2 separate regions of the Mus musculus genome follow, and region 2 is linked to region 1. A link is a loop called in an ENCODE intact Hi-C map of the cell type or tissue named here. Cell type or tissue: left cerebral cortex. All regions are shown on one strand.

Evidence for each region. Peaks named below come from ENCODE experiments on the same cell type or tissue, not always from the same donor. Only the 100,000 strongest peaks of a DNase experiment are listed, where the experiment ranks them.
Region 2: a loop joins it to region 1, with 7 times the contacts of the local background. A loop is called at or near these places in 2 of 42 quality-filtered maps.

Annotation. Positions count from the first base shown.
Region 1 is chr12:95,310,916-95,318,915 of GRCm38, reverse strand. No RefSeq gene overlaps it. Among named protein-coding and RNA genes, the nearest start is that of Gm26055, 64 kb to the left of the region's middle. In left cerebral cortex, no CTCF peak of the experiment used is centred here; DNase peaks (open chromatin) are centred at 203, 585, 3,328 and 3,505; H3K27ac peaks cover 2,112 bases.
Region 2 is chr12:95,484,202-95,492,201 of GRCm38, reverse strand. No RefSeq gene overlaps it. Among named protein-coding and RNA genes, the nearest start is that of Gm40551, 71 kb to the left of the region's middle. In left cerebral cortex, no CTCF peak of the experiment used is centred here; DNase peaks (open chromatin) are centred at 2,711, 3,316, 3,592, 5,509 and 2 more places.

The DNA.
Region 1 (8,000 bases):
TGATGGTAAAAGACAGAGCATTCTGCAAAAATCGTGCTGAAGTTCTGATTACATGAAAAGGCGTGCTCAACTCAGATAATGAGTCATAGGCAGCAATAGAGGGTTCACATAGCTCTTCAGTGAAAAAATCACTTCAAGCCTAGGTCTGATTAACCTCTGGGGACAGATGAGATCAGAAGCCCAGTGTATCTGGCTTAAGGGTATCTCTGTCCCTCTATGATATAATGAATGTCTCTGCATTCAGGAAGGTGGTAAGGAAGCAGGTTTTCTGATAGGTGACTTGGAGATATAGGAATAGGGGCCAACTTTCAATCTTTGTAGAGGGAGACTTGCCATTGAAATGCCTAAGTTTTGACAGGAATACTGCAGCTGCTTGCACTCACGCCTTAAATTGGAGTGAGGAAAAGTCAGGGTCTGTCATTGGCTGATGATGGATTTTCATCTGCTCATAACAAACCCGAGTAGCTCCGACAGCCTGTTGAAATAAATTTAATGTTATTTTGGAAAAAGAGAAAGAAAGCAATAGTGGATTCTTTTTTTTTTTCAGCTAAATTCAATCCTGTGTGGGAGTAAGGCTAACATAATTTGAAGTGTCACAGGAACCTTTAATCTCCCACGGGACTTTTTAACTTGTCCTTTCCTTCTTCTGCCTCCCAGGCTTCCCTTTTCCCTTCATGGAGACAGGTTTGCTATACCTTGTGTTTGAGTGTCTTTTGCCTGGACATTAAGGGAGTTTCTCCATGGTTATATAACACAAGCATGTACTTAGTATGAGTATCTTTCATAATCCCCAGGGTATCTTTATCTTGCTGCATAGGTGAAAGGTCACCCAATGGAGAAGCTAGAGAAAGCACCCAAGGAGCTGAAGGGGTCTGCAACCCTATAGGTGGAACAAAATTATGAACTAACCATTACCCCCAGAGCTCTTATCTTTAGCTGCATATATAGCAGAAGATGGCCTAGTTAGCCATCACTGGGAAAAGAGGCCCCTTGGTCTTGAAAACTTTATATGCTCCAGTACAGGGGAATGCCATGGCCAAGAAGTGGGAGTGGGTGGGTAGCTAAGCAGGGCAGAGGGAGGGTATAGGGAACTTTCAGGATGGCATTTGAAATGTATATAAAGAAAATATCTAATAAAAAATTTAAAAAAATTAAAAAGTAAGCTCAAATAATCCCCAAAGGAGTTACTGGTTGGCTCTGAACTTTCTGTGTCCCTAAAGTAGTAGATAATAAGGATAGATTTGCAATCTCTCCTTTGGGGCAATATTTTATCAATAAACATGGCCTTTCTGTTTCCTGACAAGCTAATGATGATGATGACAGATGTTTGTCTTTCTTTCTTTCCCAGACAAAATATACCATCAGTTCTAGAGTTTATCCTGAATCAACTGTAGAAATAACTATTTTAGACCCCATTGAGTTATATTTATTGAGATACTAGAAATGAATATATTATGTATAAAGAAAATGATAAATACGTCATAAAATTATTATAGGAGTAATATCTCCTCCTCACAATTGTGTTACAGTTATACATTTATACATTTTAATCTTTTATGCTCTCTCCCTCCTTCTCTCTCTCTCTCTCAAACACACACACACATGTACACACACACGCACACACAAGCAAACACAAAACCACACATTAATTAATAAAATTTTGGGAAAAAACACTCTTTTATTAGATCTCCATATTCTCCACATTTTCACTGATAGTGATGATTTTCTTCCATTTTGTTTAATATATAGTTCCTTATACTGTGACTCCTATTCTAGCAGCATCTTTACTATCTGGATTAATGAGAAAGATTGTCTGGCCAATACCTCAGATTTACCCATCCAGAAATTCTTGAGTCAAGGCCAGCAAACTGTCACAATATCTCCTCAGTAATTCTGATACATGCTAGTAAGTGGGAACAGCTGGTAAGCAGTGTTTGGTAGTAGGAGAGAATTCCAAGTTTACAACATAAAACCATTGGGGGCTTTTGTAAATTTTGTAGCAATGCTGGTATGTTGCTATGGGAACAGACAATATGTACAGAATCCAGTTATTTGCCCCGTGTTTCTATTTTTTTTTTTAACTAACCCTGAAACTAATGGTTCTTCTATCTGATTTTATTTAAGGTCCTTATCATTCTTACATTTAGAATTTACCTTTATAGTCTCTCATTTGAGAGACCATTCTAATCTCTTGATATTTTCCCTTGCAAGCCTTTCTTCTTTGGTAAGTCTATGGTTTGGATATAAAATGTTCTTCCCAAGATTGATGCGGTGAAATACTTGATTCCTCCTGATGGCTATTTTTAACAAGATGGTGGAACATTTAGAAGGTGGATTTTTCACTTGAGGAAGTGGAACACTGATGATAAGCTTTCAGAAGTTATGGCTTGATTCCATTTCCTATTCTTTAATTTTCTCAACTATGTATATAACAAGTCCAGAGGCATCTCTATTCTGTTCTCCTGCTTCCTCCACCATGTTGAGTTCTATCATTTTGAACCATAAGCCAAATTACACCAACATTTGGTTCCTCAGATTGCGTATTCTTTTGTTCTTTGACTCTTGTGGCTAGGTGCTGCCAATGATAGAACAAGAAAATAATTTTACCTCTATAATCTTTTTAATTCTTCACTGAGATGGATTAGTCAGGGTGATTTAATTTTGTGCAGAACATTGGAATAACAAGGGAAAACCACGCATATGTATGAAGTTTTGGTACTTCATGTGTATTCTGTAGATACTTAGATGAGTAAAGTTATGGAAGGTTAAGTGGTTAATGTTGAAAGTCAATTTACCAGGGTCTATAAACATCTAGAAGACAAGCTTCTGGGACTCTCTGTATGTTTCTGAGTTAAGTTAACTGAGATGGGAAGATATACTCTTAAAATGGGTGTCTTGATTCCATGGACTGTGACCCTGAACTGAATTAAAGCAGAACACAAATAAACAAACAAAAAACAAAAAACAAATAAAAAGACAGACCAGGAAACAAACAACAACAACAAGATCCATTTCTTTATGCTTACTATGAATGCAATGTTACTAGCTGCCTCAAGCTCCTGCAAGCCATCTTCTCTTCTATCTTGGATGGTATCCCTACCAGTGCATGTAAACCAAAATAAGCCCTTCCTGTGTTGAGTTGCTACAGGAAGAAATGTAACTCTAGCATGAGTAACTAGTACAGGAGGTGATTTTTGGCTTCAATACAGATTTCTCCTGAAAGGAATAAGGGTGTTAGGAAGGCAATAGAGGGGAGCTGCCTAGAAAAGGCACAGAAAAGGGGGGGTGGTTAGTTTGGCTAACTTCTGTCTTTGGTGCTTCTGTCATTCTGCTTCCTCCAGTGATTTCTCAGCCTTGTTTCACAGTACAAGAAGAAAGATTTATAAAGAGAGCTCTCTTCTAAGATTGCCAAGTCCATTTAGAAAGGACAAGTTCTACTTAGATTCAGAACATTTCCTGTGTCTGTACTTTCTTAAAATAATGAGCTCAAAATAATCCTTATGGCACATAGGCATGGTCTGGGATAGTTTATTCTGGTTTCCCGCAGTCCCACTTTTTGACTGTCCTACTCTGATCTGCTACAGATCTCATCTGCTGCTACCTACTCTTCCAGACTTGGTTTTGGCCATTGATTTTCAGGAAATCATGCCTAAACATAATCATTCTGAAGTAGTCTTCTAAAACTTATAGCATACGGAGATTTCATTCTTCCTTGCAGCTTGACTTCATTGTTAAAGCAACTGGGCAGGCTTCTATGTTACTCTGAGCTTTGTGATTCCTCAGGTTATATTGATTAGAGCACAGTATGAAGTTCTGAGCAGTGTCTATTTAGTTTTATAAGGGTCTTTCTGCATAGCCCTGGCTGTCCTGTAGTGCATTAGACTGGCCTGATACTCCCAGACATCCACCCACCTATGCTTCTCAAGTGCTTAGATTAAAGGTGTGCAGAACTACACCTTGTTGTTCCGTGTCTTAAATGAGATTCTGAAGCCTTTTTCGAACAATTGATGGGAATGAAGGGAAAGATAATACTTTTGAAACTCTTAATACAGAACCAGGTAGCAAGTATTCTTTAAATGGTAAAGCTTTACAGGGAGCTGAGAGAGTTCTCTGAGTAGAGATATTTTTCTGTCAAACCCTGTGAACCTGGGTTTGATCCTCAGCACATATTCTTGTTGTCATTGATATTGTTTGTAATTGACAGCATGAGGGACAAAAGTCAATATGAACAGGAGTTTGCAGAAGTAGATTTCAGCTCTTTTGGGTAATCAATGGGAGTTCAAAACTTCACTAGAGAAAGATCAAGTAGATAGTGGGAGCAATAGAAGAACAAAAATTTACAGCTGAATTTGGAAAGGGGACTGAGCTTCTGCTGTGTGGAAAAAGGATTCCAGACTAGGAATCCATTCTGACAGAAGAGCAAAGAAAGTTACATTCAGATGGCAGGGGCTTCCGATGAAGGTGGTGTCAAAGTCTGTGGCATTATAGAAGCTCAGCTGACACAGCAGCAAGTGTTTAGAGAGGACTGATTTTACTCTCTGTGACTTCAATTTGTGCAAAATGCTAGCACAGAGTATGAAACCCTACAAAGTAAGAGTCCTGGTTATGATGGCTCCTGTATGTCACCCTAACATGGAAGGATTCAGTAGAGGATTACTATGAGTTTGGGGTCAGCACAGGTGACAGAGTGAGGGCCTGTCTCAAACAAACCAACAAGCAGTATTAACACCAACACAATCAGCACCACAACAAAACACTACGGAATCTTTCAAGAATGCTGTGACAAATTTCTTTGTTGCCAGATGGTGGGCGCTGTGTAAACAGTGTAGTGTAACCTTCTAGAATCTATGAGGGAGACTCTAGTGGGGGCTCCTAGTAATGGTGGCTGTGGAGATGGGAATTGCCAAATTTTTACCCAGGCAAGGTTTCCAGTGGTGGAACTGGTTGACATTCGATTGAGTTTTTGGTTGAGGAGGTGCCTTAAAGATCTCTAAACAACCCAGGCAGATGCTAGAACAGAAATTTGCTTTCTGAAAATTGGCAGTGGGGCCCACTTGCTAAGGTCAATATCCTTACCGCTTATTGAGTGTAAAGGGCTCTAGATGATGCCTACATGGAGCCTTCAACCCTATGTTCTAGTATTTTTGGTCTGAAAAGTATTTTTGGTTCATCAGTGTATAAAGAGAGCAATCCAGGCACCAATACAACCACAAAGCTTTGAGAGGGAGCCTATGGTTTATATTGCTTAGATATGCTGGAATCTGAGGGAGACTGGATGCCTCAGAGATCTGCGGAAAATCCAAATGCAACTGGGAAAAAATAATCAAGGAAATGTTTCCAAATGGTAGTCTTCTATACTCATAAAAAGGTACCTCCCTCCAGTAGAAGATGGAAGTGCGTGCAGCAACCCACAGACAGATGTTATGAAGAGAGAGTCTGAATCTGAGGTCTCTATCTGGTCCTTCCCCTTGTCTCCCCCTGGAGCTCCAGGAGCCCAGCAGAAGAATGTGAGAAAAACACTGTGGGCATCAGAGAAGATAAAGGACACCAAGAGAACATGGTCCACTGAATAAACGAAGCAGGGCTCACCAAACCTGCAACCCATGCAGGATAGGCTTGATTCTGTGCTAGGTCCTCGGTTATATGTTCAGTATATTACTTCTCATTTGTGGGACTCCTAACAGTGGGGGCAGGTGTGTCTCTGACTCTGTGGCCTGCTCTTGTTTCTCCTTTCCTTCTATTGAATTACCTTTTCAAGACCCATATAAGGGCTTTCATTTCGTCCTGTTTTATCTTGTTTTGTACTGTTCAGTTGTTATTTCTTGGAAGGTCTCTCTGAAGAAAAACAAAGGGGAAGTGGCTCTCAGGGAGAGTAAGTTGACAGGAAGCTTGAAGGAGTGGAGGCTGGGGAAATTGTGGCCAGGGTTTATTGTATGAAAGAAGAATTTATTTTCAAATAAACAGAGAACATATCATAAGACCCACCTTACTTAAAGGATACCAACACTGATCAAGACCCTGACCACCACAATGTAACTCACAAAAAAGTTCAAACTCTTATTACTAGTTTTTAACAATAAAGTACTTGAATGATGGCATGTACTTTACTGTTTTAGACCTGATGTTACTGCACAGTTTTAGACTACACTGGAATATAAGCATAACTTTTATATACACTGAAGAACTAAAAAATTCATGTGGGCTTACTTTATTGCAATGCCTTCTTTATTGCTGATATGAAACCAAACCTACAACATCTATAATGTGTGCTGTATTGAAAATCTGGAAGAGAGTAGGTTATTCATCCAATAGACAATAAAATAGATGTTAAACACTTTACATATCAAGACAACGTGCTTAAAATATTTTTATTAAAATTTCTCTTAAAAACACTCATAGAAAATTAGACAATTCAATATAAATTTGAGAATTGCTTTCATCTTGTCTTACTGTTCTCATTTCATCAGTAAAAATAATGTTCAAAATTATGTCGACCTTGGTTTTATTTGGCTAGGAAACAAAGTTGGACTAAAAAATCTTGTTAGAAAATATAGTTGATTATAATAGAATAATACTGTATTGTTGGAAATAGCACTTGAAATAACACTTAAAAAAACAAAAAGTGTTTTAAAAATAGCTTTTCTCTTGTATAAAGATGATAGTTCCATCATTTGTTAACTAATGTAATGATTTCAATATTCCACCTAAACTAAAAACCCACTATTTTGCTTTGTTGCTTCTTATCTCGATATTCATTATATTAAACAAATTTGAAGCATTTAATTACACCTTGTCATTAGGAGATTTCTACTCATTGCTTGAATCAAGGCATGGTTGGTAGGACTAGTTTTCAGGCAGCATTAAATCACTGTCACTCATTGGAGGGAGCAAGTTCTGCCTCCTACATTATTAAGTGATCAGAAGCAACTGATGGCCATGAAGTAGTGTAATGCTGTAGTATGGAATAGCTGTCATATAAGACAAAACCCTGCCTATGTACGTAGATATACTTTTCATATGCAACAATTGCACCCAGCTTAAAACAAAAGCTCATAATTTTTGAAACACACTTCAGATTCCACAATGTGCCTGCTCCCATGAGGCTACACTGTATCTTACCCATATTTATGTATTCAATTGTGAAGGGAGTCAAGTACATGCCACCTCAAAACTGACACACTTCTATGTTGAATAAGATGCTCAAAGAAACTTGTATCAGAACTTCAACTTTTATACCCCAAGAAATAATCTCCTAACATGGACCATATTTGTCTTCTCCTTGTTTGATATTTGATAAACCAAAGGAATTAAACTGATGTCACAGAAATAAAAATTAAGAGTTACCTATACCCAGGGACCTGCTATATACTGTATTGTTTGTTGTCATGCTTCAAGCAAACTCATTTTCCTTAAATATTGATAGTTTACCTAAAGGGCCCATTTCTCTCTCTTCCATGATTCACTAGACTTAAACATTTTTTTCTTGTTATCTTGCTTGACACTTAGCTTCTCACAATTCAAGTAATGGTTAATGCTCTCAACTTGATAGGATATAGATGACTGAAGGGACAAGCTTCTGGATATGTCTGTGAGAAGTTACCTGTGAGGAATTATCTACACTAGGTTAATGGAAGTAGAAACAACCACCGTGAGTTTAGGCAGTGTCATTTCATGGTTAGCGGTACTGAACTGAACTAAAAAGTGAGTGTAGACTGAGTATAACACGGATGAGTATTATCTACTTCATCAGTGTTGATGCTATGTGGATAGTCATGCTTCCACTCCTGCCCCATTCATTCTCTTTAGGGTTCTATTCCTTTGTCTCCAGAAAGGATTACTTTCTAAATCTAAGCAAAAATCAAGCCTTGCACACATTGGTGTGCCTTTCAATGAGAAATACACAGAGATATCATTATGGTGTAGACATATATATGAGAAATTAATCACATCACCACACAAATTAGAATCTGTATATTGGGTCACCTAATCTTTTCTCTGAT
Region 2 (8,000 bases), 170 kb before region 1:
CATGAAGGCACTTCCCCAACTGAAGCTCCTTTCTCTGTTATAACTCCAGCCTTTGTCAAGTTGACACACAAAACCAGCCAGTACATCTGTCATTAAGGCAAAAGCTAATACATACATGAGAGAGGATCCCCTTTTTAACACAGGAATGGGCATGAATACATATGAATCACTAGCTTTTTCACTAATGACTCATATGTGTAAATCCCACAAGGATTCTTTCCCTAGAATTCTGTAAAGCAGCTGTTGAACTAGATGACTTGAGTATGTTTTTCTTTCTTTCTTTCTTTTGTCTCTTTCGACAAAAGTTTTTTAGTAAAGATGAATCAAAAGGAGACAGTAGCTTTTGCCTAAAACCAAATTAAATATGGAAGAAAATGGAAACCTGATCTAGTTTGTGCCATTTGATTGTTGGCCAAATTATGGGAGAAATAACATTTGCAACAGAATTCTAAGAATCTACTGGGATTTCATTTGAAGGGTGTCATGCTGTCATCCTCTGAACAACAAGCCCTGAAAGAGAGTCTGAAACAAAATGACTCAGAGTGTCTCAACTGGTTAAGTGTTAACAAGAGGAATAATTCACACATTTAAGAGATACAAAACATTGCTTCAACAGCACAATTCTTTTTCAATCTTACTGAGTTTTCCTGGATTAAAAAATAATTGGAGTTAAATAGAAACAATAAAACAAAATGTAATTCTGAATTAGTTTGCACTCTTAGTTAGCATGAATTGTTAACTTGAAAAAGTATACAGAGCTATAATAGAGGCACTACCTCAGTTAGATTGGCTTATCTGCCTATCTGTGGGAAAATGATTTGATTATTAATTGATGTAGGAGGGTCTAGCCTATTTGAGCAGTACCACCCGTAGACAGATAGCCCTGGGTTGAAAATAAACCTATTTAAACATAAGCCTCTGAACGAGCCAGGAAGTGGCACTCCTCCATGTTTTGTGCTCTAAGGTTCCTGCCCTGACTTAACCTCAGAGATGGCTTGTGACCTGGAAATGTATGCCAAATATATCTTTTGCCTCTCACATTGGTTTCAATCAGAGTATCTTATGACAGAATCAGAATGAGACAGGAAGATGCATGTTGTGTCTTCTTAGTAGCTCTAGGAGAGAAAGGACTTGACTTCTCAAGAACTCTTTATAGACTGTGATAAGTGATATGTCCTACAGTACTTCGACATTCCACCAGAGTTAATTCGCCCTTCAGTGTTTCATGCCTCCTAGAATCATTTTCTTTTGGCATGATCGCCATCGAAAATAGAGACAATATCCCATTCTAGCTCATAACCTAGAGGCTGTTACTGAAAGGTAAGAGGCAGACAAAGCAGGGGTAACGTGATAAAGCAGTGACTGGAGACCTAAACAGCACAGGGCAAGGCAGTGTCAAATGCCATCATGCTACTCAAAAGCCAGAGTTCAGAGGTGGCATTGATTCAGACAATTTATACTTACTATTTGATGTAACCCAGTTGACTGAAACCACATATGTGAATCCACAGATAAGGGGGCACTACTATGTGACAAACAAAAGCAATAAATTAAGAATATAATTAAGTAAATACAGATGGACTCCTAGTGCTTAATTACTCCAAATCTCTACACAGCAGCATGATTCCTAGAATATATACCACCCACCATATCTACAGACTCTTAGAGTCCACGCCCTTTACAGATTTCATGCTGAAAGCATTCTCTTCCCTCTGACAGTAATAATACACAGAAATACCAAAGAAGGATTTTACACATGACAGGTACATATCTTTTAATTCTTAATTCTTAATCATCTTTTCACCAGTCAAAGTATAATATGCCCATACTAATAAAATATAAGTTAATATATGTCATGAATATCATTTTGAATCTATCTTTTAATAACATTTATTCTTAACCTAAATAGACAGGTACATTTAGGAGAATTATAAGAGCACATGGCTCAACTGTCTTTTAATAGTCCTTAATTAGAGTAACAATTTAAACAGAGGTCTCTACAAAAGCAATGATTAACTTCATTTCAAGATGACTGCCATATGGAATACCCTTTTCCAATTTATATAATTGCTGTGGATTGAATGTGAAATGGGTCAGGTATTTAAACATCAGTTCCCTAGCTGATAATGCTGTTTGGGAAGATTATGCAACCTTTAGAAATGAAACCTTTTGAAGGAAGTACATCGATGGGACATCTTTGAATTTATGTAATCTGCTTCTAATGTTTTGTTCTTTCTCTGCCTCTTGAGTATGAATACATATGATCACACTAATTAGTGTTGGTGTTACCATGTTTTACTTGTCATGATGGGCTCAATACCTTTAGAACTGTCCTTGAGTTGTTTTTCCTCGGATATTTTTTCATAGTAACAAAAATAGACTAATTTAGTAACTATGCATACTTAGACTAATTTATTAATATTCTTAAAGGAGAAAGATTAAGCCAGACTGTAACTTTAGAATTTTTTAATAAATATGCTATCCCTCAGACACTTTACCTTACTTTATTTATTTATTTAATTTTTGGTGTTGTGATTTTCCACATACTTTATGGATGTTTATACATGTGGGCGATGACGACATGTAATTTATGAGGATGGCTTGTATTGTCCTGGCTGGTGAGTCACTTCTGAATACCACAGCAGTTCTGATAAATCAGTCTGCAGTTGCAGCACATTTCTTTCTTTGAAAAGGAAACAGAGCCCATTTGGCACATGGAAAAACCCTCCTTAAAACCTCCCTTTCCCAAGGTTTTGGGAACATTTCTAATTTGAGCTTCACTGGAGGACTTCAATCCCATTTACATGCACACAAAATAGATATTTTTATGTTGCATCTGAAAGAGAAATTGAGAAATCCAGGGTGGAGAACACAATGAGTTACTTGGCATAAAAATTAAACTGGACACCTATGTCCCTTAGCCACCATCTTTAGCTATTGAACATCTACCATGATACGGTTTCTACCTCATAAAATCATGGTTACTTTAATTTGTTAGGTCACATTAAACATCCATGTCAGATGAAATAGCAACAGATCATTGGATTAACATTTTACTTCAGTGTACTCAAATAATGTACGATTTATTTCAAGTTCAATATACTTAGGAAAACACACACAAAGGTCATGTTATCCATATACTTTATAGTCATCATTAAGTAAATGACTTTGGCAAATGTCTATCTTTATAGAAACATCAATACTGTGGGTTTGGAAGTCATGGAGGTGACAAAGCAGTGACCAAATCTTTCTTACTCCTACTGACATGGGTCCAAAACAGAAAAGAAAACATAGTGAAATTTTTGCACCAGTGCACAAGGCAGAATTTTCCAAAGTGATAAAAATCTAGTACTGAAAGCAACATCCCCCACACAGTTACTTTTACAGCAAGTAACGGGACATTTTAAGAAATCAACCACATAAACACTAGGAGAGCTGGGAAGTTTGTTTTCAGGAAGCCACAAAGCTCAGGACCTGTGCAAAGACAGAGCACAGTGTGCTGCTATTCTGGTGACTCCACTGTTTGTCTGTCCCTCGAGTTGGTTTCCAGCTTGTCAAATTCAGTTGGCTTTTCTACTTTGTTCTCCCTACAGAGGAAATCCGATGAACTCAGCTCATATTTTCCTAGCCTGCTGGTGAGCAATGACTGCTCTCTGAGCCATGAAGCAAATGGAATCACACAAAGCCAAGAATGTTAGAGAGGAGACAAATATGGAGCCTGGTGTAGAAGAGTCCCATTTCTCCTCACTTCCTCCTAACTTCCAGAATAAAATACCCCATTGATTCCCACCACGAATTCTGTTCCATGGTACTCAAAGAACTTCAGTTCTAAGTTCACTGGGGAGAACATACAAGTATGGTCATCTGTAACTGTGCTGAGTTCAATTTTTTTCATTTCAGTCCTAGACTGTGTCTAGCAATTTACACTTACTGTTGTCATTCTCTAGGTATCTTAAATGCACAGTTTATGGCACTCACTGTCATTGCTAGATTCTCTGCTGAATTCCCTTCCAAAGCAACTTCGTTTGGCTTGGTAATTTTCACAAGGTGTGTTGCTAAGGTATGTGTGAGACACTTTAGCCTAGATAAGTGCTTCCTAGAAGGGGACAGAGAGCAATATTAAGTCATAGGAGACTTTTGACAGACTGTTTTGGAAGTTTGGGCTGTTGTTAAAAGTGAGTGCTTTTGAGTGTAGTTAGTAGAGACACAGACCAGGGATGTTGCATGGCATCCTGAAGTGCATAGAACAACTATTAAAAAGAACAAATTTATGAAATTCCTAGGCAAATAGATGGACCTGGAGGGCATCATCCTGAGTGAGGTAACACAATCACAAAAGAACTCAAATGATATGTACTCACTGATAAGTGGATATTAGCCCAGAAACTTAGTATACCTGAGATATAAGATACAATTTGCAAAACACATGAAACTGAAGAAGAACGAAGACCAAAGTGCGGACACTTTGCCCCTTCTTAGAATTGGAAACAATCACCCATGGAAGGAGTTACAGAGACAAAGTTTGGAGCTGAGACAAAAGGATGGAGCATCTAGAGACTACCATATCCAGAGATCCATCCCATAATTAGCCTCCAAACGATGACACCATTGCATACACTAGCAAGATTTTGCTGAAAGGACCGTGATATAGCTGTCTCTTGTGAGACTAGGCCGGAGCCTAGCAAACACATAAGTAGATGCTCACAGTCAGCTATTGGATGGAGCACAGGGCCTCCAATGGAGGAGCTAGAGAAAGTATCCAAGGAGCTAAAGAGATCTGCAACCCTGTAGGTGCAACAACATTATGAACTAACCAGTACCCCGGAGCTCTTGACTCTAGCTGCATATGTATCAAAAGATGGCCTAGTCGGCCATCACTGGAAAGAGAGGCCCATTGGACACGCAAACTTTATATGCCCCAGTACAGGGAAATTCTAGGGCCAAAAAAAAAAAAAATGGGAATGGGTGGGTAGGGAAGTGGTGGGGGACGGTATGGGGGACTTTTGCGATAGCATTCTAAATGTAATTGAGGAAAATACGTAATAATAAAAAATATTAAAAAAAAAAGAACAACTCCCCCAAAACAGCATCTACCTAAAGTTTCCAGTAGTGTCCAAATTGCAAAGTCATGTTATAGAGGCAGTTGTCACAACAATCCCAGAAGGAAAAAAATATGCTGGCTAATGATGTATTGATTAGTATTCAAGTCAGATGAAATTCTTAGAAACTACAGACACACCAACTCTATTCAGGCTCATTAGATGGACTGTTCAAGCAACAACACATGTCATCCCACGTTACATTCTTTGCTAGTGTATACAGATTCTGTCACACAAACCTTTAGAGAATCTAGTAGACCTGGAAATTTCCTTGTATATCTTGCAATACTCAGTATAACAAGAACCATGAAAAATTTCCCAAAATATCCTTCCCAGTATGCTTGGAGAAGCATCTCAGAAGGTTGAGCTAAATAAAAATTCTCATGCTCACTTAGACACTTGGTCATCAGGCCTGATATAACCAAAAACTACTTCAACAAAATTAGAACTGCCTACTCTACTTGCTTTTTGTAAGTGCATGGAATTCAAATAGAGGGAATGATGCATCCAGGGAAGGAGCTAACATTATCTCTTGTGTGGTGTGTGTTGGGGGGGATTATTTTCTTTATAACAGTCTATGTGCTGGCTTGGGATAAATTATAAAACTGAAACATATTCTTTCACTGATTAGATAATTGCAACTCTCAAATGAAATTTGTGTCTCCCTGTGAGTGTAATTTTCCTTTATGCCAATGACAGCATACAATGCCAGGACCACCCTCTGTGCTTACTAACTATTTTCCCAATGTGTGAATTTTCTTAACTCTTTATTGTTATACAACACATATGGAGAATGCATTAACACTCCCACATTCCTATCAATAACAATAGGATGGATATTTTTAGGTAGCTATGTGCTAGACAAAAGTAGAATATGGATGTGAAAATCTAATTTTCCTAAGTCTGTCTGACTTTCCTTACCCAGGAGGAGGAAAAATGAGTGCTTTCTTACAAGCATTTCAATCCTATGGAGACCATTCTTCATTACCAAAATTATCTTTAACTTCATTGGTATCTAAAAGCCTGGTAAATCCTTACTTTAGAATTTTCTTAAAGTTACAACAGCAAAATTATGTTCAGCACTTTTCACTATTAACTATTGAAAACAACTTAAATATCTATACATATATTTAAATTATATGATGTGGTCACTGTAATATTCTTCTATGGACAAAAAATGTACAACTGAGTCATAGAAATCCTTCCTGCTTAGATCCTGGCCAACTCTTTCCAGAGAAAGGTGCTTTCACAATTCAATTCTGATACTTCAAAGATCCCCCCTCCCCACCCCCACCCCTGCCACCTTCCTATAAGAAACTCATCAGACTCAACCTCAAGGATCAGCTCTTCAGTTCACAAAATGATTCCTGCTACTTTGCAAATTCTATAAGGTCTCTTCCTGATTTATCTGATGTTTCATTGCCTGTTTGAATGCACACTTAGCTATGAGATTCTGTAATCTCTGGGTGTAGACATTTATATATAGGGTAACTACATCTCATGCCATCTTTATTTTTCCCCATTAATAAATTAATTAATTTACTTTACATTCCTTATTTCTTTTTTTTCCTTTTTTTATTAGATATTTTCTTCATTTATATTTCAAATGCTATCCTGAAAGTCTCCTACACCCTCTCCCTCACCACCCTGATCCCAAACCCACCCATTCCTACTTCCTGGCTCTGCCATTCCCCTGTACTGGGGCATATGATCATGACAAGACCAAGGGCTTCTCCTCCTATTGATGGCTGACTGGGTCATCCTCTGCTACATATGCACCTAGAGACACAGTTCTCAAAGGTACTGGTTAGTTCATATTGTTGTTCCTCCTATATGGCTGCAAACCCTTTAGCTTCTTGGGTACTTTCTCCAGCTCCTTCATTAGGGGCCCTGTGTTCCATCCCATTGATGACTGTGAGCATCCACTTTTGTATTTTCCAGGCACTGGCATAGCCTCACAAGAGAGAGCTATATCAGGGTCCTGTCAGCAAACATCCATCCTATATACAACCACCAAACCCAGACACTATTGCATATTCTTTACATTCCTATATCTGCTTTCCCCCTCTCCTCCAGTCCCACTCTATCACCTCTGCTACCCCTACCCTTTTTCTTCAGAGATGGGGAGACCTCAACCCATTAGATCCTTCCCATGTAGGCTTCTGTTCTCTAGTTGATGGTTCAGTTTCTGGGAAAAAAAATATGGGCCCAGATTAGTTGATTTTGTAAGTTTTGTTGTGGTCTCTTTGATGTCTCTGGCTCCTTGAATCCGTTTTCACCCTCTTCCACAAGAGTCCCTGAGCTCCACTTAATGTTTGCCTGTGGGTCTCTTTGTCTGTTTCCATCAGCTGCTGGGTGAGGCCTTAAGATTATCGTTATACTTGGCTCCTGTCTACAAGTATAGCAGAATATCATGAATAGCATCCATTGTGGGCTTTCTCTGAAGACATTGTTTTTAAGTTGGGCCAGCCATTTGTTGGCCATTCCTATCATTTCTGCTCATTCTTTATCCCTTCATATCTTGTAGACAGGGAAATTTTTCAGTGGAAGATTACTATGACTGGGTTGGTATTTCCATCCCTCCATTGGAAGTCATGCCTGATTATGGGTGGCGGCTGTTTCAGATTTCATATCCCCTGTGGCTAGTAGTCAGAGCTAGGGTCACTTTCATAGATTCCTGGGAGTTTCCATGTCCTCAGTTTCTGGCTTGTCCCAGAGATCCCTGCCCCTGACCAAGTCTAGATCCCTCTCCTATTTGTCTCTCCCTCAAGTCCTCCCCAGACCTACAAACCTAAGATATCTTTTATACATCTTAACAGAATGAACCTGGAAAATATGAGGTTTTGATGTAATTTATAAGAGACAAAGTCAGTAATCGATACTGATGATGACCTAACTAAT